Regions from separate parts of the Homo sapiens genome. Here all the other regions are linked to region 2. Evidence: chromatin loops called from intact Hi-C (ENCODE). Cell type or tissue: endothelial cell of umbilical vein. All regions are shown on one strand.

What was found. Hi-C counts contacts between places; a loop is a spot of excess contacts. Peaks named below come from ENCODE experiments on the same cell type or tissue, not always from the same donor. Only the 100,000 strongest peaks of a DNase experiment are listed, where the experiment ranks them.
Region 1: a loop joins it to region 2, with 10 times the contacts of the local background. A loop is called at or near these places in 22 of 110 quality-filtered maps.
Region 3: a loop joins it to region 2, with 15 times the contacts of the local background. A loop is called at or near these places in 65 of 110 quality-filtered maps.

What each region holds. Positions count from the first base shown.
Region 1 is chr9:70,998,582-71,006,581 of GRCh38, reverse strand. The region is part of intron 1 of TRPM3 (transient receptor potential cation channel subfamily M member 3); the gene reads left to right. Among named protein-coding and RNA genes, the nearest start is that of TRPM3, 120 kb to the left of the region's middle. In endothelial cell of umbilical vein, a CTCF peak has its summit at 4,568 (motif pointing right); no DNase peak of the experiment used is centred here.
Region 2 is chr9:70,920,811-70,928,810 of GRCh38, reverse strand. All of the region lies in intron 1 of TRPM3 (transient receptor potential cation channel subfamily M member 3), which reads left to right. Among named protein-coding and RNA genes, the nearest start is that of MIR204, 110 kb to the right of the region's middle. In endothelial cell of umbilical vein, a CTCF peak has its summit at 3,694 (motif pointing left); DNase peaks (open chromatin) are centred at 3,710 and 4,200; H3K27ac peaks cover 480 bases.
Region 3 is chr9:71,245,931-71,253,930 of GRCh38, reverse strand. It overlaps a transcript of TRPM3 not described here. Among named protein-coding and RNA genes, the nearest start is that of TRPM3, 130 kb to the right of the region's middle. RefSeq lists a silencer at 3,884-4,178. In endothelial cell of umbilical vein, a CTCF peak has its summit at 3,997 (motif pointing right); a DNase peak (open chromatin) is centred at 4,040; H3K27me3 peaks cover 727 bases.

The sequences.
Region 1 (8,000 bases), 78 kb before region 2:
CCATTTTATCAGATATAAGTGTAGCTACTTCTCCTGTGGGGATTTTGCTTGTTTGTTTGTTTCCATTTGCATGTAGTGTGTTTTTTCATCCCTTCACTTTCAATATGTGTGTATCATTATAGGTGAAGTGAGTTTTTCTTAGATAACATATAGTTGGGTCTTGTTTTTTTTTTAATCCATTCAGCCACACTATGTCTTTTAATTAGAGAATTTAATTCATTTACATTCAAGGTTATTATTGATAAGTACGGGTTTTCTACTGCCATTTTGTTGCTTGCTTTATGGTGTTTTGTAGATTCATTCTTCTTTTTTTCCTATTTTACCATTTTCTGATGTAGTTAAGTGATTTTCTCTAGTAGAATTTTTGATCTCATGCTACTTATTTTAGTGTATCAATTGCAGATTTTTGCTTTGTGGCAACACGCGGGGCTAACTATAAACATCTTATGATTATAACAGGTTATTTTAAATAAGTTGCAACCATCTTAACTTTGGTCACAAAAGAAGTGTAACAAAGACAAATTTTATATTTTAATACCACGTCCCCTCCTCACATTTTGACTTTTTGATGTTTCAAGTTACATCATTTTATATTGCCTATCTTCTAACCAATTGGTGTACTTATTATTGTCTTAATAATTTTATCTGTTAGTCTTCATACTTAAAATTTAAGTGGCTTACATATTATAATTATAGTATTACAGTATTTTGAATTTGTCTGTATTCTTACTTTTACCAGTGAGTTGTATTCCTTCAGATGTTTTTGTGTTACCCATTTGTATCCTCTTCTTTTAGATTAAATAATTCCATTTAACATTTTTTGTAAGACAGGTCTGGTGTTGATTAAACCCCCAGCTTTTGTTTGTCTGGGAAACTTTTTATTTCTCCTTGTTTGAAGGATAGCTTTACTGGGTACAGTATTTTTGGTTGACAGTTTTTTTTTCCTCTCAGTACTTTGAATATAGCATTTCATTCTCAGCCTACAGGGTTTCTGCTGAAAAGTTTGCTGAATGCTATATTGAGACTCTATTGAATATGTTTCATTTCTCTTGCTGGTTTTTAAATATTCTTTCTTTGCTTCGATTTTTGCTAATTTGATGGTGATGTGCTTCGGAAAATTCCTATTTGGGTTGAATTTGGTTGCTAACCTATGAGCCTATGAGGTTTTTTTTTTTGACATGGAGTTTCACTCTAGTTGCCCAGGCTAGAGTACAATGGTGCGATCTCAGCTCACCACAACCTCCACCTCCCAGGTTCAAGTGATTCTCCTTCCTCAGCCTCCCAAGTAGCTGGGATTACAGGCATGCCCTACCATGCCCTGCTAATTTTGTATTTTTAGTAGAAATGAGGTTTGTTCATGTTGGTCAGGCTGGTCTCAAACTCCCAAACTCAGGTGATCTGCCCACCTGGCCTTCCTAAGTACTGGATTACAGGCATGAGCCACTGTGCCTGGCCACTTCCTTTATCTTAATGCTGTTGCCTTTCTGTAGATATGGTGAATTTTCAGCCATTATTTTCTCAAATTGGCTTCCTAAGCCTTGTTCTCTCTCATCTCCCTTGGGAACTCCTAGTATGTAGAAGTTGGTCTGATGGATGATGTTCTATAATTGTCATAAGCCTTCTTTACTCTTCTTTTTTATTCATTTTTATTTTTGTTCCTTTGAATAGGTAATTTCATATGTTTTATCTTCAAGATTGTTCATTCTTTCCTCTGTTTGATCAAGTCTGTTGTTAAAGCTTTCTAATGAGTTCATTTATTGTATCCTTTATTTCTAGAATTTCTTTTTATTATTATTGTTTCTATTTCTTTGTAAAATAGCTCACTAGTTTCTGGATATTTCAAAATTTCATTTAGTTATCTATCCACATTTTCTTGTGATTCCCTAAACTTCTTTAAGAGGACTATTCTGAATTTTGTCATATATTTCATAGATCTTTAAATTTTTCTAGCTCTATTACTAAAACTTTGTTTGTTTCTTTTGGTGATGTCATAGTTCTCTGGGTTTTCATAATCCTTACATCTTTACATTGATGCCTGCATATAGGAGGAGACCTCCCCCATTTGCCTGTTCCAGCTTTTGCTGGTGTTTTTGGTGGTGTTAGGCTTTTACTACTTAACACTGGAGCTTAACCGCCATTCTGCGGTTGCTTCCCGGATTGCGGAAGACTTACAGTGAGCATTGGAATGTAAACACTGCACAGGAACTGAATTGTTGTGCTGCCCTTGTTTCCCAGTCTGAGAAAGACTTAAGTTAGTGCCACTACTTAATCACCAGCCTTTGGGTTGTTTCCAGGTCAAGGGAAGGCTCCAAAGGAGCACCTGAGCTTTGTGGGAAATTCAGCCAGGGATTTGAGCCTTTCAGTGGATTGTGCCCCCTTGCAGCACTGTGGCTCTGGCCAGTCTTATCCATGTGACCTCTCCACTGATCAGAGCATAGGGCAGCTACCCTGCACATCAGTTACTGCAATCAGCACCCCTGCATTTTGTCCCCAATTCAACCCAGATGGTTCAGCCTTCCTGGTACTCCCAGTGGTTCTTGTGGGACATGACCAGAGTAGACTAGTGGAAAGATCAAATGTCAACCTCATATTTTCTCCTTCCACTTCAGAAACCATGGGTCTAAGGAAATTCTGTGTGAGTGATGTTATTCTATCTTGGAGGAGGGTGTGGCACAGTCTAAAATGACCACTCCTCTAACTGGCTTCAGCTTCTGTCAGTTTCGTGAGCCCAGGGCGTTCTCTACTTCTCCCTTGAGTTCTATTGAATTCAGTGTGGTATTCTTATTCCGGAATACTTTCTAGCTGTATTTTTACGGGGGGAGTGATTTCGGGGGGCTCTTCATTCCACCACCTTGCCGACTGCAAATGGTATTTAAAATAAAACGATACCGAACTTTATTCATAAGCATCGCATAAATCAACCTACACTGAGATACATTTCCCATGTATCAGATTGGTAAAAATTCAAAAGATCAACAACACATCCTATTAGCAAGGTTGTGGAGAAACAGCCACTCTCCTACATTGCTGATGGGAAAGCACAGTGGTTCCACCTTGTGGAGGGGGATTTACCAATATCTAATAAATATACATATTCATTTACTCTTTGTCCCAGCAGCCCCAATTTTAGTAATTTACCCCAAAAATATACCTTAACAAGTACAAAAAAAAAAAAACCATATGCACAAAATTATTTATTGCATCATTATTTGTAATAACAAAATACTGGAAACAACCCAAATGCCCATCCATAGAAGAATGACTGAATGAACTTTGCACAATAAAGTGCCATATACACAGAGGCACACAGAAAATGGGGAAAAGATCCTTGAACTGCTATGCAGTGATTTACAGGATATACTGTTAAGTGTTTTTTTTTTTTTTTTTTAAGGCAAGGGAAAAGGATTCAAAATGTTTAAACTGAATCTAGTCTTGGAGCAACAATCAGACAAGTAAGATTGTACAAAACTACCTGAAACGAAGACCCTTTTAAAATGTCAATGTAACAAATGACCAGAAAAAGAGAAATATAAAAGCCAGTAGATTAGTTTTATATTTAAAGAGCTTAAAGAGGCTTTCTAAACAAATACAGTAATTCTTGATAGAGTCCTGGACCCAACATCAATAACAATGACAATTATTACAAACCTTTTTGGAAAATATGAATATGGATTGAATATTGGATCATACTTATCAATATTATATTTCTTGGTTGCGATGTTAGCATTGTGGTTTTATGGGAGAATATTCTTATTCTTAAGAGGTACATATTTTAATATTTAGGAATGAAGTATCATCTTATCTACAACTTGCATTCAAATCATTCAGAAAAATAAAGATTATTTAAGTTAGAGCTATGCCTTTTACTTATTTATAATTCATTAGAATTTGGATTTCGATTTCAATAATGTTAAAAATAATAAATTATCCTAATCAAATGTTAATTGAATGCCTGTGATACTATAGGTATGATAGGGGAAAAGGAGTCTAGGGGTGTTACTAGAAAGTAGACGTATATAGTGGAAGGAGAAAAGAGTCAAAGGATAAAAATGATCAATATACTGGATGAAGTTTTAGGAACATCATCAATGTAAAATAATTGTGTTGTGCATATTAAACTCGGTCTTTCATTTCTTCTGAGAACTCTCAGTAAAAAGAAAGGTGGCCACTTGTATTAGACAGTTTCCTGAGACAGATACTTATTTTCAAGATTCAAAAGCTAAAACCGCTGGCTCCAATTTCGATTTAAAGAAGTGTTTCTAGCAACTGATCATTGCTTGCAGCGTAAACAACAGTGACCTAGTACATGAAGTCAGGTTATGCTTCCATGATGAAGTGATTTCAAAGGTGAACTCTGAAGGATGAGTAAGAGTTAACTAGGCGAACGGATGGATTGAGAGAGTATTCTAAGGACATAGGAGCAGAAACAAAAAGAGAATATGGCAAATTTGAGAACTAAAAGAAAACCATTATGGCTGGAGTACAGAAAGGGAAGCAATAGCAGAATAGCAAGAAACAAGGCTAGAAAGGTAGGCAGCAAATCTTTCATTTACCTGATTGCTAAGTGTAGTTCCTCTGTCTGTGTTGACATGTCAACCACAAGGGGGCACACAAGACCAAATACCTGGTCTCTGGCACACCTGCCATCCCAAATGCATTTCCTTTGTTCCTTGGGTTATATAAAACTATTTTGTGTAGCCTCTATATCTTTCACATTTGCATCTGCCAACTAAGCAACAAAGGCAAAAACAAAAGTGACAGAAGTTCCAAGTTGCTACCACCACACAATAGATGACATATGTGTCTCATGCTCCCTTTAGGTTTAGAAATTCAAACAGCTGTTTGGACACAGGTGTATCAACAGTACCATGTTTCTTCAGTTACAGTGATTTTCTCTTTGGATTCCACATCAGAAAGGCTCATTTTTCAAGGCTAGGGACTCAATGTTTTTACAGGAGGAAAACTAAGGAGTGGTTTTCTTTTTCACAATGTCTCTGTTGTTCCTGGCTTTTTTCCCTAATAGACATTGTGTGGTACCAAGGCCTGCATAGGTAATTCAGCAAGCTTGTGCAGAATGCATTTGGATCGGTAGGAAAAGTAACTTCTGGTGCTCGAACCATGAGATACCAGAACTATCAGGTTCACTGTTACATTAAGATGTTTAAAATGACCTTCATAGAAAGAACAAACATGCAAAAACCTGAGGGAAAATGGTACATGTGTATGTCTCTTTCTGTATCTTTATATTTGTTAGTTATCCCAGAGTTTATAAACTGGATCAGAAGGCATATGACTACTGAATTGGTTATAGACATGAGCCCCATGTGGGCTTACGGTTGGGCAGACCCAAGGGTTCCTGGGCCACACATCACCTGCCCCAGCCTAGACTCTGGTCCTCAGGACTGGAGCTACTTGGAACTGGCTTTGGGTTCAAAGAGCATTAAAAATCAGAATTAGCTTAATCACCCACCCATGAACTACCACTTGAACAAGTGCTACACCAATCTCTCCTGTATGAGAATGAAGACAATTCGTTAGTACTGAGGAATTTAGTAGGCCAAACTATCATTTTGTATCCTGCATGTAATCTTCTGAGACTTTTCTAATAGAAAAGGTGTTTTGGTTGTTATGTAGCTGGCATTATAATTTATGGGAACAAAACTTATCAGACTAATATCAGTTCCTTCTATGGGAATGGCAGGACTAATAGACTGGAAAATGGTGTAATTGTGATTTATCTTGATTCTGTGAAGATTTTTATTTTATGGATACTAATGAAAAAATTAGAAAATGACTCCACCTCACTTTTCAGTGTCAGCTCTATAGACTAAGTAGCATATGTACATTGTATTGCCAGCTTCTTGTTAACTATGTGAAGGGTCTTGGTTAATGAAGTAAGGGGTAAGATCCTTCTCCTTTATGTTGGCAGATGATTATGTTATTTAACCAGTGAACTGTGTTTCATTAGTTCTAAAGGTAATAAAACTAGATAAATTTAACTATTAACTTCCAGAGAAAAGTCAAATAAATTGAAAAGGGAAATCTAAATTTCTCCAGACCCCAACTTAAGAAAGATTGATTTTTGTTGTTTATATATACGTTAACACTTACTTTTCATTGAACACCATACCTTGGGGAATTATTTTTATACCACAGAGGCCTGGCCATGGATCTGAAAACCACTTTAGCACTTTATTTTATTTCCAAAACTTAGCAGTATTTTGGAAATGACTGAAGAAAAAATAATAACAAAAATGAGTTGGAATTCAACACTTCAACCTCAGTGTTCAGCCAAATAGAATCTTAAGGTTCTGAATTGTAAAGTCCTTCCATTTGACTTGATTTTAGAGTCACATTGAGCCAAAACCGATGAATGTGTCTTGAATTCACTGCTTTGAACTGAAAAGCAAACTGTTTACTTGTTCCCAATGGGATACATTATGCTGAAAGATCGCTTCCTGTTTGTCCTAGAGGGGTTTCCCTTCCCTCAGAGAAGTCACAATTTGGGTCAGCTGTCTCTGCAGGGGCCATCCCCAACAGCTTTCTTGGGATAAGTGAGGTCCCCAAAACACTAGGTTATGGCATTATATGAAAATAAAGACTTGGCACAGTTCTTCCCTTTGCAAAGCATTCTGACTTTAAAAACAGCCTGAATGCTGAAGACAGAGAAAAAGAGCACACTTTCCCCCAACTGACTTCTGCTAAACACACTGTGGATTGTTTCAGATGCTCCTGAAAGCCGTAGGAATGCTCCCTGTGTGGATATTTTAGATGGCCTGTAGGAGGACTGCCCAGAAAGAGCTGCACCTTTTTCTGGCGTGACATTGAAAGGTGCTGGAGAATAAAAATAACCTTGGATCAACATATGAGTCAAATACTGTATTTATCCATCCTGCAGTTAGGGAACAAAAACTTAAAATGCCATCTTGCCAAAAATAATGGCAATTAAAGTATGCCAGCTCCATGACACTATGCATGGTAGCCAAGTGCTCTCCGGAAGCATCGTTACAGAGAAATAATACACTGGAGTTTCCAGTCTTTCATTTCCTATGATGGTATCTACTGAACTCTTTACCCTTCTGTATTCCATAAAACATGAAGGTTTCTTTTCTTCCTCTGAATCCAACCAAGGTGATACCACCAATTCTGCTTATTATTTCAGATCACGTTCAGGCCCAGGTACAGCTGTGCCCTGTCCTAGTAAATTCTAAGAATGATGCTAAATTCTGGCCTGAGTTACTACCTGAAGGAGGTTGAACAAGAAATTGTGGATGTCCAGAAACCACCCCATTCACCAGACTGGAGAAATCAGTTCAGTTAAAAGCACACCTATGATCTACTTCGGATGGATAGACAGTATATTACTAGCCTTCACAGTTCTTTCTTTTCTAGTGAGGCCCTGTAGGGGGTAGGCCAGATAATCTGACTCATCTTTGCTGTGTGCTTTCATCCCAGTGTGCTCTCTTCTATGAAAGGCAACTGGAACTGAAGAAAAATGAGAAACTCATCTTGAGGTAAAATTGAAAGGAACCAAGGAGCTTAAAGAAGGTAGTGATTATCAGCTAAGCAGAAATAGGGGGTTTGCTAGAACCATGCTTGGTAAGTCTGTCTACCCTCCATCACAGTGCCTTGTATAGAGGAGGGATGCAGCACAAATTATGGAAAGTATAAAAATGATGAGTGAGCAGGGGATAAGAGAGGAGAAAGTAAAAGTTTAAAGAGGACATAAAGACCATTATTACAAAATAAACGTAAATGCAGTTCTAGGACTTCCAGATCACAATAGTGAAATCGTCCATTTTCATGGTGCTGTAATCCGAGTTCCAGGAGTAAATAATACATCCCTCTCATGGGAATAATGTAAACAGCAGGAAGGAGAGGGAAAGGAAGAACGGACTGGAAAACAACTAAGAAGTAGTGATGGAGGAGGACAAGTAGGTTGGGCACAGACAATTTTTAAGGCAGTAAAACTACCCTGTATGATACTTTAATGGTTGACA
Region 2 (8,000 bases):
TCAGCCAGGCCTCTCATGAGTTTGCATGATGCCCGCTTCATCTTCTGTTCATACACCCATGTTATTCAACCACACCCCTCTGTACATCATGTTCCTCAGGGCCTCCTGATTTCTTCTCCTCCATGCCATCAGTGGCTCAGGTTGGTCATGATGTTTCTTTTGAATCCAGTCGAAAATGTTCAGGTGCCAGCTACAATGAAGTCAACAGAGAGGTCATCCCATGTTTATTGTCAATGTCACAAGAGTTCCAGGTGCTCCATATTGTCTCAACTATTTTGTGTGTGTGTGTGTTTAGATTAAATTGTCAAGAAAGACACCATAATTGGCTGTGCTCAACATTTAGATGGGTTCTCTTGGGATCAGGTTTCCACATTGATCTAACACTGTGGCCAGAGGGTCAAGATCACCTGTATAAAATCTGACTGTCCCTAGGATCACCCTTTTAGCAAGAACTGGAAAGAGAAGGCAATTTTTAGAAAGGAATTACGGGACATGGTCTGTTAAGACAAGTCTAAATGCCTGTAATAGAATGCATCCCTACAAATGCAATCCTACAGTGTATAAACTAGAGCTCATTACCTGCATTTCACAGATGAGGAAACTGAGACTCCAAGATATTAAAGGTCCTGCCCAATGTCACCCACTTCATAAGTCACGGAAGTGGCATTTGGCCCTAGATCTATCTCTCTGACTCCAACCCCATGCTCCTTTCATTTTTCCCTATTACCTAAATATCCAGATGGCCTACAAATATGGGAACAATTAGTTGGAAGTCACACAAACTAAGAAAGAAGTAAAATTTCCAAACTAGCCCCCATACTTCCAAGCAGTATATTTATTGTCTTGGAAATAAGACATGTCTTAGGAAAGCTTTTAATAAAAAATAAAGATTGCCTATAGGTGTTATTAGAAACTTAATTGGTGGGAAGTAAGAAAGCTGCATTGGAGCTGTGAATAGACAGGAGGCAGCTTAAACTGGGGAGAATGGACAACATTTAAACAGGAAAAGAGAGACCCAAATCAATTGTGCTTGCCTCTTAGTTTTGCCATAAATCACCCAGCCGGCAGGACCTACCAGATGCTGTGACTTTGCCAAACCTCTCTTTTGTGGGGTACAAAACAGGGCACTGCAGACTCTGTGCGCAGGCCTAAGAGAAATGCTAGAAGAGAAAATACAGGAGAAAAACATTCAGAAAGTCTTTGCAAATAGCAAAGACTACCAGCTGTTGGAAACTGGCAATCCAAGAGAGTTGATAGAACATTTTTTTCTCTCTTTCTCCATAAGAAAACCTTAATATGCTTTTCTAATTTATAAAATTACATTGGAAGATTTGGACATCTTTAAGTCTTTGCCAGTGCATTGAAATTCTTTTACCTTTTCTTATGCTGTGAATTTCCTGAAATTTTACCCATAGCTGTCTGACAGTAGCTTCGTGATGGCATTTACTAATACCATTCAAATAACATTCAACTGTGTCTTATCCATGGCTTAATGTATTTTGACCCTCTATGTCCAGAACATGAAAGTGTGAAAAGTAAATTTGAATTTCCATAAAAATTTAAGGAGACATAATCTCCAAACCTTCTATATAAGATAACATTCTCTAGCTTCCTCAGCTTCCCAGGAAAAGAGAACTAGAGTACAATAAACTCAGATTCAAAGGAATGGTAAATGGGAAAACATTTCAGTATGTTGGTAGTGACATATAGTATAAAACCTTGATAAATAAGACTTAGCTCTTCAACCATGACAGTCATGAAAACTTCTGGAATGAATTTTCATGTTACTTGAAATGGAATTTCCTTAGATATGGTGCATTTTCAGGTTAGAATTTAACCTTTAAACTAGAAATTTCTTGATTAAATTCAATGCCTGCCATGGGATGAGCTGTCAACACAGGCCTCCTCTGATTGGAAAATTTAGTGGACATGTTCTGCAGTGTGGATATTTACAATCTTAAATCTGCAAGGTTGCTGACACCTTTGAAAATTTAGTTTTTAAAATGCCTTCCCTGAGCACATGTAGCTCTGAGACTGTTACAATATGTTCAAGGAGCAAAACAGCCAAGTCCATCAGATGCATCTATGCAGAATACTAAATAATTAAAACAAATCTCAAGGCCTGCTTAAAAACAATAGGTTACAGAGAAATTGTTCTGTTTGTTAACTTCTATAATCGATAGCCAAGACTGGGATGTGAGTTAAATTATATTTCTTTGAAGCACTATTAGGTGAAGAAAAAGTTGTGTTTTTTTTCTGAGATGTTTTAAGATCTAAAGTAGTTCAACATTTGTTATATATCTTCCTCTTTTTCAAATGCCAAACACTTCCTTTTGAGAGAGCCACTTTTAATTTTTTTGTGCATCTCTCTATGAAATCACATGTACTTGTGATTTATACAAAAGGGTTCATGCATTAGTATCTCTGCATTATATGGCCACAAATTTTTACAGATAAATACAGATAACTTCACAGATAAGTATGTCAGTTTGGGCTGGACCTGAAATATTTTAAAAATATTGCTTATTCCAACTTTGGTTTGGGGGACACTTTGCTCTGAAGATCACACAAGCCTCCAAGCTCAGATTTATAATTTATTCCCATTTCTCATCAAATTTTACAAATTTGAGAGGACAACTATTGTAGGTCCTCTCCTTGCCAGTGTGATCAGTCTCTTAACCAGCAGCCTATGCATGGTTTATGGCCTTTTTGAAACATGGATGACTTTTCTATGTGGATGAGTGATAGTTGTTTGAGACTTGCGGATTGTGGATTGATTTTAAAGGTGGCTTTTGTTTGTTTTTTTTTTTTTTGTTTTCCCAAGCCAACCTTTTTCTTCTCCAGTCATGAGTGAATCACAATGTACCTTACTGAATCAGTCCTCATCTGGACTGATGCTCTTTTCAGAAAAGTTGGATTGGCCTTGTTTTCTCATTGTAAACATATTCTTAACCCAGGAAAGAGGATGTTCTCATCTAAGTCCTAATTGTGTTTGAGGGAACTACTAACCTGTATTGACAGTGAGAAATTTATCTCTCCCGCGCTGGCTGAAAGGAGATATTGTGTTTCCTCTTCTATATTAATATCAAATTATTTTGGAAAATGAGTCACTGCTGATACCCCAGCATATATATATAAAGATTGCCTATAGGTGTTATTAGAAACTTAATTGGTGGGAAGTAAGAAAGCTGCATTGGAGCTGTGAATAGACAGGAGGAGATATATATATATATTCCATATTCTGTGAATAGACAGGAGGATATATATATATATTTTTTTCCATATTCTACCAACATTTGTTCCATGATATTTACTGTAGAAGCAACACAGAATTTGTATGATGACTCATAATCTTTTATATCTACCTTGTTTAAGACCCACCTCTGACTCCCACAGCCTCCCTAAAACATTTACTTCTATGTCTCCAGGAAAAAAGTCTAGTGTAATACATCATTGCGGTAGGGTGGTGATTCATTATTTATTTGTTATCAGTACTCTCGAACACACATTGTTTCCATCAATACTGAGCAAAGATTGGTTTTATGTTTGAGCAATTTTAATAATACCAATGTGCAAAGTAGACTTCGTTGAACGCCCTTAAGCAACCTGGCTCAAATCAATCAAAAGTTATCATTTGCTGTGTAGCATTTAAATGTTGGAAAAACAGCACCATCTGCTGGAAAGGGGCAGGTAGGGCTATACATGTTAGCCAAGTACTGGAGAATGTGAAAGCCAAAACTCTTGACTGACTCAAGTGAGTCCGTGCATATCCATGTTCATGCAATTCACGTTATGAAATGGCAATTGTGTACGGTTCAGTGGAAAGAGCGCAGAATGAAAGCTGGCTTCTGGCTTAGGTTCAGCGATCATCATCTTCTCCTTCTCCTTTTCTTTCTCCTTCATCTTGAAATCTGTGTAACCTTGTAGAAATTACTTCTTGAAAATAAGAGTTCTTAGATGGTTGTTGGGGGTAAGGTGAGTATAGCACCTGAACTTTCTACCTTGTATTAGTCAGCTAGAGAATGGTTATTAAAGTACTTAACATTCACAAATCATATCAGGACTATAAGGCTTACGTATTAGTGTTAACATGTCAAATTTTAGCTTAGCGCAAAAATATGGTAGAAACCGAGCTGGCCTGACGAGTATTCTAATATGCTGCCAGAGAGACTGTTAATCGTGAAAGCAATTTGGCAACAAGACGAAGAGCTTTAAAAACATTCATTTGGTTTGACTCAGTCATTGTACTTCTAGGAATCCATCCAAAGAAAATCATTAGAGAAATGAAAATAGATTTATGGTCAAGAATGTTCATACCAACATTATTTAATGATGTTGAAATACTGGAAATGGAACTGATTGTCATCAGTAAGGAGTATTAAATAAGTCACATGATAAACTGTTGTACAGCATTAAATTCATGCTTTGAAGAATAATGATATGAAGAAATATTCACAATATAATTGTAAGTAAAAAATAAATAGTATATGGAAGTAGATGACCAGTGTGACTATAATTTTGGGAGGAAAGAGGAATCAAGGAAGGAAATAAATATTGGTATTATATCAGCCTTGTTGCTATTTGGGGCCATATAAGTCTTTGTTGGGTATGTGGGGGCTTTTCTGTGCATTAGATGATGTTTAGCAGCATCTCTGGCCTCTAGCCAAATGTCAGCAGCACCATTTCACCCACAAGGAACAACCAAAAATGTCTGCAGACATTGCCAAATGTCCTAGACGGGAGACAGCAAAATTGCCCTCAGTTGAGAACCAATGTTCTAAAGGAAAACAGCACAAAGATATATATATATAGATAGATAAATAGATAGATAGATTGTGTGTATATATATATGTGTGTGTGTGTATATATATATGTATATATGTGTGTATATATGTATATATGTGTGTGTGTATGTATATATGTGTGTGTGTATATATATGTATATATATATATGTGTGTGTGTGTGTATATATATATATATAGAGAGAGAGAGAGAGAGAGAGAGAGTGTGTGTGTGTGTGTGTGTTATTTGTGTTGCCAGTATTACTCGGCCAAGCTGGATGAATAAGCTAGTTAATAGGAATCAAATGGACAGCTTTCAGAGTAACTCACTGGCTCTCCAGGGTCTTGCCTAAAGCAAGTTCTTAGGAAACACATTTGACAACTGGCAAGAAAAATTCATAGGAAATACAAAGATTTTCTGACACATGACCCTTAGGAATCTAGGCAGTTTTCTCCTTGTATTAATGGCATTACTTTATATCCAATTCTTGGTAAAATAGTTACTTTTTTTCTTCTTTGTAATTTCTCTATTTTTGTATTTTTCTACAATTAACATAAATTCATTTGTTATTAAAAAAATTAAATACATTTTAAGAACCCCCATGGGAGAGGCTACAAAGCAAATTTTGTAATCCTATCTAGTGTTCTGTTGTAATCTTGACGGATTTTATCCTCTCTATATATCCTCCCATCATCCCAAAATAGGACAAAACCTGCAAAATTGCAGTTTTGTGAACAGGTATTAAAAAGTATAAAACGTGAACATGAACATGTATTAAAAAGTGTAAAACGCCATGAAGATGAACACACAGTTATTTTAAGCGACATTTGCTTTCAGGTTTTTTAGGCTTTTTTTGTTTTTATTAACTAGTTCATCTAAATGTTTACAAAAATTAATAAACCAGGTAATTTATGGGTTCCACTTCATTGCCCCTGGATAGGCGCTATCTTTTATAATAGGCCCAATAGTCCACTCCATTTGGAAAAACCAAAGTCGGAAAGATCAATGGCTTTTTCTCTTGGTGGCCATTACTTTTGATACGTGGATCAATTACACTGTTTCAGATGATCTCATAGCAGATGAGCTTTTGTGGAACATGTTTACAGAGTCTCTTCTCTTTTCTCAGGCCCCAAATATTACATTCTATATAACATGCTGGTTACCTGCAAAATCTCCTTTTGAAAAATAACCTCTTTGGAGACCCAAGCTCAATATGTGGAAAGAAAACGAGACTGAGACCACTTAGCTGCACTACAATAACTGAAATCAAATAAAAATGAGTAAGCTCTTTCTCTTTCCAATTCTTTGAAATGAAATTTTCTTACCAGTGGAGTATCAGTGTATGAAGGTTTAGCCACAAGCCAAGTCAAAGGAACTGTAATAAGTTCTGAAAGAAATGATTTAGTAGGAAAATGGTAATCAAAGAAAAGTATTCTGTATCTTCAAATAGTGGCAGAAAGGATATCTGCAGAAGACCTGCAGAGGTACAAAAATGTCAAGGCTGCCTTTCTGCTATTTAAAGTCCATTTTTAACAGCTTTATGAAGATATAAATTATATAACATTAAATTAGTTCATTTTGAGTGTGCAATTCAATAATGTTTAGGATATTTACAGAATATGCAATTGGCACAACAGTCGAACTTCTTTTTGAGGCCTGGCATATTTGATGGTCCAAGTCAAACCTTAATGACATAATGCATGGGAACATATATGTGTGGCTGGGGACAGGATTTGTGGGGAGGGGTGATATTGTTCAGAGTTCAATCTCTTTGGCCAAGAAATGATAAAAAAGGAATGTAGTTAGTACAAAAGTGGAAAATGCCTACGTTTCTGAGGTTCATATGTCAGAAAAATGGTTGTTCAATCTATGCACAGATATGTGTCTCCTATGAGTTATTCTTGTCAGCTGTCAAATCCACTTCCCAAGAACTTCTTTCAAGCAAGACCCTAGAAAGAGAATGAGTTACTCTCAAAGTTCTACATTTGATTCTTATTACCAGCTTATTGATCCAGCTTGGCTTAGTAATGTAGAACCACAAAAATAACTATATGTGTGTGTGTGTGTGTGTGTGTGTGTGTGTGTTTGTTTGTGTGTGTGTGTGTGTGTATAGTGGCTGCCAACCCATCTTAAAGCTCCGTTGGGAAATTATCTTCTTCTAAGCTAATTCATGTGGTTGTTGGCAGCATTCTGTTCCTTGAGGACTGTTGGGAAGAGGCCGCTCTCTGTTCCCTGACATGTGGGCCTCTCTATATAGCAATCCGTGACATGGTGGCTTGCTTCATCAAAGTGAACAACAGAAAAGAACCAGAGAGAGAGAGAACATGCACAAGAACGGAGAAATGGGTCTTTGTGTTAGAAGTGTAGTCACTCTCTGTACAACCTTCCCTCCTAGAGACACGTATCAAACTCTTTGAGCTACTTAGAGACTCACTTGAGTCTAAAACTTCACTAAGGGAGTAACAACCTCTTCTCCCCAGTGGAGAAATGTCATAGCACTTCAGCACTCTCTCACCAAATATTCTGTTTCCTGGACTATTCAAGGTTGTGGAAGTGAAAGGCCTGGCTAATGCTAATAGCACTAGTTTGTAGCTTTCCTCTTTGTGAATCTCACATGGATGAGTTAGCATTTTGCTATACAATGTGAAGTGAGTAAGCAATTAGGTATGGTTCAGCCTTTAGGCCTCAGCAAAGCCGAGACACAAAGTACTCTGTTTGAATATCCTATTACCCTTTAATCTAAAGGCAGTACAAAACAGAGAAGCAGGTTATAAAATTTTATTTAAATGTGCTGTGGAAAACATAAGTAAAAATGAGAACTGTGGTAAAACTGGAAGGGAGAGAACAGAACAACCTGTGTAGAGAAGAACAGTCATTTGTTTGATGAAGAACAAAATAGGCAAGGAATGAAGAGGACGTGAGCATGAGATAAATGAATCTGCTTGTTAACCAAAAACCAGAGTGGGAGCAATCAAACATTTTTAGAGGGACCAACAGAAGGCAGTTGAAAACTAGGAAGTTTTAGAGTAAAAAAGATATATAGACACCAAAGGAAAATATGTATATTTGTTTGGCAACATTCCTCTGGTCAGTAGTGACTAGGAATATTTAATTGAGAGTATGCAACCGGTATTTGAAGATTCTGCTAAAAATGAATGCCTAATATTGGTCTACAACAAAATTATGATCAGTTTAGTTATGATCAGTTAAAATTATG
Region 3 (8,000 bases), 330 kb before region 2:
TAATAATTTATCCACTTTCATATGTGTTGTCACAAATGACAGAATTTCCTTCTTTTTTGCGGTTGAATAGTATTCCATTGTGTACATATACTACATTTTCTTTACCAATTCATCCATTGATAGACACTTAGGCAGATTCCATATACTGGCTACTGTGAATATTGCTGCAAGGAACATGGGAGTGTAGACGTCTCTTTGACATACTGATTTCATTTCCTTTGGATATATACCCAATAGTGGGGTGTCTGGATCATATGGTAGTTCTATTTTTAATTTTTTTGAGGAACCTCTATACTATTTTCTGTAATGGCTGTACCAAAACAGTTTCTAGGAGGATAAATTTGGGGGCAACTGCTCCATTTTAATATGTGTGAAGAACAATTGAAACTTTAACCTAAAGCCAGATGTCTCAACCTTGGCACTATTGACATTTTTGGCTATGTAATGCTTATAAGTGGCTGTCCTGTGTGGTGTTATGATGGTTAGCAGCATTTCTAGCCTCTACCAACTAGATGACAGGAGTACACACGTGCCCACTTGCAACAACTAAAAATGTCTTTAAATATTGCCAAATGTCCCCCAGGAAAGCAAAATTCCCCTGATAGTTACTGACCTAAGCCATAATGCATGGTTTCTTCCTTACTATAAACATTTGTCTTTGAGTCAGTAGAACTTTTCAACTAGTGATGAATTTTTTTTCTTTACCCATCAAACATTTGTTGGACATCTTTCAATGAATCATCTGTGAGAAATGTGAAAATTAAGAAATTGCCCTCACTGACTTACATTTCAATAAGAAAGACAGACACATGGAACAAACCATTACTCTCTAGTTTCAAATGTAATTCTGTAAAGGTAAATCCATGGTTCTGTAGGAGCCAAAAGGATGTTGAATCAAATTTGGACAGAAAAACTCAGCCAAGTTCCATAATGAAAGAAATCTTGGCCATGCTTGGTGGCTCATGCCTGTAATCTCAGCACTTCAGGAGGCCAAAGCAGGCAGATTGCTTGACCTCAGGAGTTCAAGACCATCCTGGGCAACATTGAAAGACTGCACTTCTAAAAAAAAAAAAAAAAAAAAAAGAGACAAAATTAGCCAGGCGAGGTGTGCATGCCTGTGGTCCCAGCTACTTGGGAGGCTGAGGAGGGAGATTGACTTAAGCCCAAGGAGGCCGAGGCCGCAATGTGCCATGACTGCTCCACTGCACTCCAGCCTAGGTGACAGAATGAGACTCTGTCACAAAAAAGAAAGAAAAAGTCTTTCTATTATTTTTGAAAGTTCCATAGCAAATCTCCCCGTTATTTTGTGGGCTGTTTCTCCCATGGCTCCTCTTAGCTCCCTGAATGCAGGGCATTTTAGTCACTGAAACCTACTCCTAATAAAAATTGCATAATTTTATGAAGAAATAAGTTGGTCCTGGAAAGTGCCTTTCACAGCAGAATTCTGTGTTGATGGAGGAACTTGTTGGGACAGAGGCGGTTTGTATCATAAGCTGTCATTTTTAGAAAGGTGAACAAAGCAATGTCAATGTCTGATAAACGTGTCATGGCTTTAAAGGAAATGAACAGAACCCAGAATGTCCAATAACAGTCCACGAAAAACCACTGTGTTACCCTGATACGCTGTATCCACCTTGTCTGAAGGGCTGAGCAGCAGATTTTATGAGGAACCATACATGCTACCTCAATTGGCCATAATTAGAGAACCTAAAAAAAAAAAGTTAAATTGGTTTCAATCTAAATTTTCCTTTGGGGAAATTAGTATATCAGATATCTGCACTCCCATGTTTATTGCAGCACTATTCACAATAGCCAGGATTTGGATGCAATCTAAGTCTCCATCAACACATGAATGAATAAGGAAATGGAATACTATTCAGCCATAAAAAAGAATGAGATCTTATCATTGGCAACAACACGGATGGAACTGGAAGTGGTTATATTAAGTGAAATAAGCCAGGTACAGAAACACAAACATAAGTTCTTACTTATTTGTGGGAACTAAAAATCAAAACAATTAAACACACAGAGATAGAGAGTAGAAGGATGGTTACCAGAAGGTGGAGAGGATGGTGGGAGGGTGGGGGCAGGAGAAGATGGTTAATGGGTACAAAAAACAAAATAGAAATGAATAAGACCTATTATAGCACAACAGGGTGATTATAGCCAAATAATTTAATTGTATATTTTAAAATAACTAAAAGGGTATAATTGGATTGTTTGTAACAAAAAGGATAAATACTTGAGGGGATGAATAACCCATTTTCCATGTTGTGATTATTATACATTGCATGCCTGTATCAAAATATCTCATGTGCCCCATATATATACCTATGTACCCATGTTTAAAAACTAAAAATTAAAAAAATTCCTTTGGAGAAGTGAGTATTCTAATGTTAAAAGTTAAAATTCTGTGGTACAATGAATTAATATTAAACTATAATTTTTTTATTTAGTTAAATAAACATTTATGATAAAGCTCCCAAGAATGAAAGACAGCATTATGGGATTGCAAAAAAATGAGAGAAGATATAAGCATTTAGTCTTGTAGAGAAGATGAACTCAGAACAAAGTTAATTTATCAGAGGGTAAGATTAATGCTATGATAGGGGAGTTCACATGAGGAAGTGAAGAATTATAACTGGTGAATAAGGCAGTGTGAGCATTAATCTTTGTATTTTCTGATTTCCTGAGCACAAGAATGTATATCAGGAATACTTGCAGGTCAAAAAATGCCATCCACCAATATTAATGAAGCTGGTAGAAGTCTTGGGATATGGCTTCAGAAAATTGTTATCAAACTCATTTTTCTCTTAGAAAAACAATAAAAGGAAACTTTCTCTAAAAGTACAAGAATACTTATCTTCCCATCCATCCATTCATCCATCCATTTCTCTATCCATCTTCCAAAAAGCAGTTGAACTGATCTTTTTGGAACAAAGCAAATCATGTCACTCCTGTGACTATGTTTTCAGTGGCTTCCCACTGCTCTTAAACCGAAAATCAAACCCCCTCTCTTCCATTACCTACAACATTCTGCAATGACCTATCCTCTCCTACCTCTCTGGTCCCAGGTCATCTTACTCTCCCCTTTGTTCGTTGTCCTGTAGCTACTCTGCCTACCTCCCCTCCCCCAATGAATCTTAGGACCTTTGCATATGCACCTGCAATCCTGATCCCTCTGCTTCTGGCTCCTGCCCCCTGCCCTTCTTACTGCTGGCTCTTTCTCATGTTTCACATCAAAGGTTCAGTGTCATTTCCCTCGACCTTTGTTCACATCCTCCTTTATAATCCAAAGCGCTCCTTGAGACTAGGAATCCTTATCTATTTTGCTCATTAATGTCTCCCTGAACAAGGCATAAGAAATATATACTCAGTACATAGATTTCAAATGAGTAAACCAATACTTTTCTTGAGTGTGTGTCACCTACACTGGATTATAAGCTTAAGGACAGCAGTATGCCCATTTTGCTCACCATTGTATAACCAGTGCCTAAATCAGTGCCCAGTCCAACGAAGATGGTCCAAAAATAATTTTTGAAGATGTAAATAAATGAATTCATAAATAAAATGATTTATAAGATCTATTTTAGGTAAAAATAAAAAGCAAAATGAGAACAATAACAATAAAAACTTACGATCCCAACTTTAGGCTGCCAACAGATATGGGAAGGGAAGGTAAAAATTATAGCTTCAAGTTAAATACAGTTGTAAATAGCTATTCAATTTGAATTTATTATGAAAAAAAGTTCCCTAAAATTGTTTAAGCCAAATTCTAAATGTACTTCCCCTCCTATGTAGAATTGTGACTCCTATTTTATGATTCCTTATGAGTCTGTCATGTAAATGGTGTTTAAAGATTGTTAATGGAGTGTATTCTCTTAATGTCAATGAGGAGTTATCAAGCCTTAAATTAAGGACTGCATGAAAGACTAGTATTTCACATTGTACAGTTTTACCAGTCTAAAATGATTCTCACAATTGACCACCAGATGGTGATGTCTGGGAAAACCATCCCACGTGAAGAATTCTTTCTTCAGCCACTTGATGGCATCTCTCCGTTGTTTTCAAGATCTCCTGACCCATTCATCTTAATTCTTTTTGTGTTCCAGGTCTGCGTTGCTTTCTGTTCTGCAGTTCTTTCCTATCTCGTAGATTCCCACTATGATACCAGTCATGTGTAGGGTGTACTAAAGAGAAGGTCTTTGGGACATTCCTTTGAAAAATATTTGTTGTGAACATTTTTTAATTCTAATTGTTTTAGTTGTATTTTGCAGCAGAATAATTTTTTTCCCTTTTTATCTTTAAAGGAAACAGCTGTGTAGGCTTCTTTACATTTGTGAGAAAATATATATATCTCAAGGGACAAAAATACTGGTTAGCGTATTTGTGTGTGTATATGTGTGATGTTTTTAAGGCTTGATGATTAGCTTGCACAGTAGTGTTATGCTGCTGAACTATATTATGATTCCAAATAGGAACATTTAAGCTGTACTCTTTGTAGTAAAATAGACTATTTATACATCCTTTGCTTATGTAACTTCCTCTGATTTTTAAAAAATATTTATGATAAGAATATACAATCACATCAAAGCTCCAATGTAGAGTTTGGTTTTATAGTGTTTGCAGGTAAATGAACATTTTCAAATAAATATATTTTTCTTAAGGGCTAGTAATTTTTCTTCTGAATTTAGTTATATTCTCATTAACTTATTTGTTTTGGCCTTATGGAGAAGCCTTGGTTGGCATTTTATAAAACAAAGTTTTGGGTGACCATACTTTCAGGGATTACTTTCAGAGCATTTTAAAGATCCTCCAGATGAGTTTTGCTATTAACAGTCTGCAAATGAAATGAGCAAATTTTTTCAAGTGCTATTTTTAAGTCAGGAAGTATATTCCAGATGAAACACTTTTTTCATTGCCTGCTCTTTAAAAGCAAATCATAGATATCTTAAAGCTCATTAGAGATTTATCTGTTTTGAAATAAAACTGTTTTCCTCTTCTTCCTTCATGAAGATTTTTATCTGTATATCTTTAAGTGGCTTGTCGTTACGTTTTGAGCCATAAAGCTCACTTCTTTCAAAACCCCTGCTTCCACAAAACACAGAACTTTTATTTATGATCATGATGCTCAGGGAGGTTGACAATCATAAGTAGTTACGTACATGTGTAACAATAGTTGGACGTACATTATAACACACCAGGGCTCTGTTAAAAGTGTCTTGGCTGACTGGGAAGATCAAGCAGACAACAAGAGTAAGTTGTGAATAGCTGGAAAAGGGGACTTTATCTCTCCTCTGGCCACCTTAAATCAGTTAAGACAGGATTTGCAACAAATAACAAACCTCAACAAAATTAAAATATGAGGAAAAATATGTTCTCTCACCTAAAAAGAAGGACTGAGATATGATGGTTCCAAGTTGGTTAACGTAGAGTCTAAAAGATATCCTTTCTGTCTTCGCTTCCATCATCCCCAGTCTGTTAGCTTTGTCCCCTGGTGTGTTCCTTCATGGTCACCATGTGATTGTATATTTCTAGGAGTCACATTCAAATATCAGAATGTCCAGAGGAAGAAGAAACCACCTTACCATACCCAGAGGCCCTGCAGCCAACTCCCTCGGGTCTCATTGGCCAGAGTTGGTTGAACACTTCTGTCTAAACCAATCCATAGTGAAGGAATTTGATTTTTATGATTGCTTAGACTATTCAGTTTACTAAGTCACATAGTGGGAGAATTTTCCAAAGGAAAACATGTAAGAAGGGTGAATGGGTTTCAGACTGACAACCAGTAATTTCTGATGCCTTACGTTTCCAATTATTGGAGGTTTGGAAGAGCTTGAACAAGTTCAGTTATCAAAAGAGAGTGAGATGTACTTAAAATCTCAATCATTTCAATGTTCTTGGATTGAAGACCCTGAGAAGGACAGTCTATCAGCTTTTGACATTGTGCTGTCAGCCTAGCAAGGCTGGTCTTTTTTGTCTCCTCAAATATTTCACTATTACACCTATTTTAAGGCCTTCACTTTAGCTAGTAAAATAGATCATTTGTTATAAAATATAAATTTAAGTCTCTGGACCTCCTTGTTTTAAACCCTATTTCATGATTGTTGGATCTCATATTTCTGCCTGGGATGATAATTCTAGACCATCACTAATGACTAAGCAGCAGAAAGGAGTCTGATCTGGTATTCCAGTATCCCATTGCCCACGGGAGCTCTTCCCTTGCCCTGAGCTGATTACCTAGTATCACTGAGAAAATAAAAGTTCAGCTCATATGAATTTCATCAACTAATCTTCTCTTTGACATCTCTGAGTTCCTCCTCCTTCCCTTCTATTTCTGAGGATGGAATACCTCTTCTCCCTTCCAGTGCAAATTCCCCCCTGGTATTTTTTATTCCTTCCTCTCCTGACTCTTTTGAGCTTTGTCATCCAGTTTCTTCTCCCAAGTCACCTAGGCTAGGCACTTTGTACTGATTTTTGACCCTTTCCTTTACTCAGTATGCAATGACTTGCCAATTCCTATTGATTCACCCTCTCAACTATTATTATTGTTAATTTTTTTTTTTTTTTTTTTTTTGAGACAGAGTCTCACTCTATCACCCAGGCTGGAGTGCAGAGGCATGATCTCGGCTTACTGCAACCCCCACCTCCCAGGTTCAAGCGATTCTCCTGCCTCAATCTCCTGAGTAACTGGGATTACAAGCATGTGCCACCACGCCCAGCTAATTAATGTATTTTTAGTACAGACAGTATTTCACCATGTTGGTCAGGCTGGTCAGGTGGCTCAGGCCTGTAATCCCAGCACACTGGGAGGCTGAGGCAGGCAAATCACCTAAGGTTAGGAGTTCAAGACCCTCTCAGTTATCTTATCCCTCTCCACTGCCACTGTTGTCCTTTGCTAAAGTAATTTTAGACTTTTGGAGCTCAGTAGACTCTGTTCCCTGAATCTAGCACTTTAACAGTCTGGGGTTTGAAATAGTTTCCATTTTGCTAGTTTTTAGCTTTATTAAATATTCTGAGAGGTAACCTTTCAGTAATCTATATTTGCTTTGTGATACACTGGAATTACATGTACACACAAAACCTGAAGAGGCTAAAATGGTAGTAACTAACTACCAAGTACAGTGAAAGCACTAATTAAAGTGTCGTATAACTAAATCTTCCTGATATTAGGGTAGGTAAATTAGAACTGTGTGAATTTACAGAGGACAATTTTGAGATGGCAAAGTAAATCCTGTTATTATTCATATCCTAAAAGTAGGTTGATAAAATTGTATGCGAATGCCAGTTAATTTTGTGAAACGAGTTATTTGTATAAAGGGCTATTAAACAGGGCCAATTCAATTCTGGGTACTGTTTGTTAAAGCCATTGTTTGCTTTTCTTTTTCCTTTTAGTTAAAAGTCTCAATCCATTTTATATTATGGCCAGAACTGAAGGGCCTGGTGAAACATCTCATTTTCCGGAACCATGTGCTAAAATGTGTGAAGGGGACACACCTTAAATAATTTTATTGAGTTTGTGTAAAATGGTCTGTTGACTGTTCTACTCTTGATTTCATTGATTTTGTCCATTCACAAATCTAAAATGTGACCTGTCTTGTTTGGAGACTTGGCATACATGCCTTTTCTTTTCTAATTGTTTTCTAAAGTACAAATGATTTGAAAAAAATTTTTAAAATCACTTAAAAAGCCCTGGAGATGAACATAAAACATTCTTGTGAAACTATGATCTTGTTAGGACTAATATTTCCTTGAATTGCTTTTGTACCCATTATTGGATCCCATAAAGGGAAGGTTAGACCACCAAATAAGGAGTCAAACTGTGCAGCAGTCCACTTCCCAAACCCCCAATCCAAGTACCATTGTGTAATTTTAAAAGTTGTAAAACATGTAAAATTCCAATCATACTCCAATCCCTCCTTTCTTAACTAATGACCCTGGGTTTTGCTTCACTGACAAAATAAAAAAGCCATTCTCCTTTAACTTCATCAGATATCCTT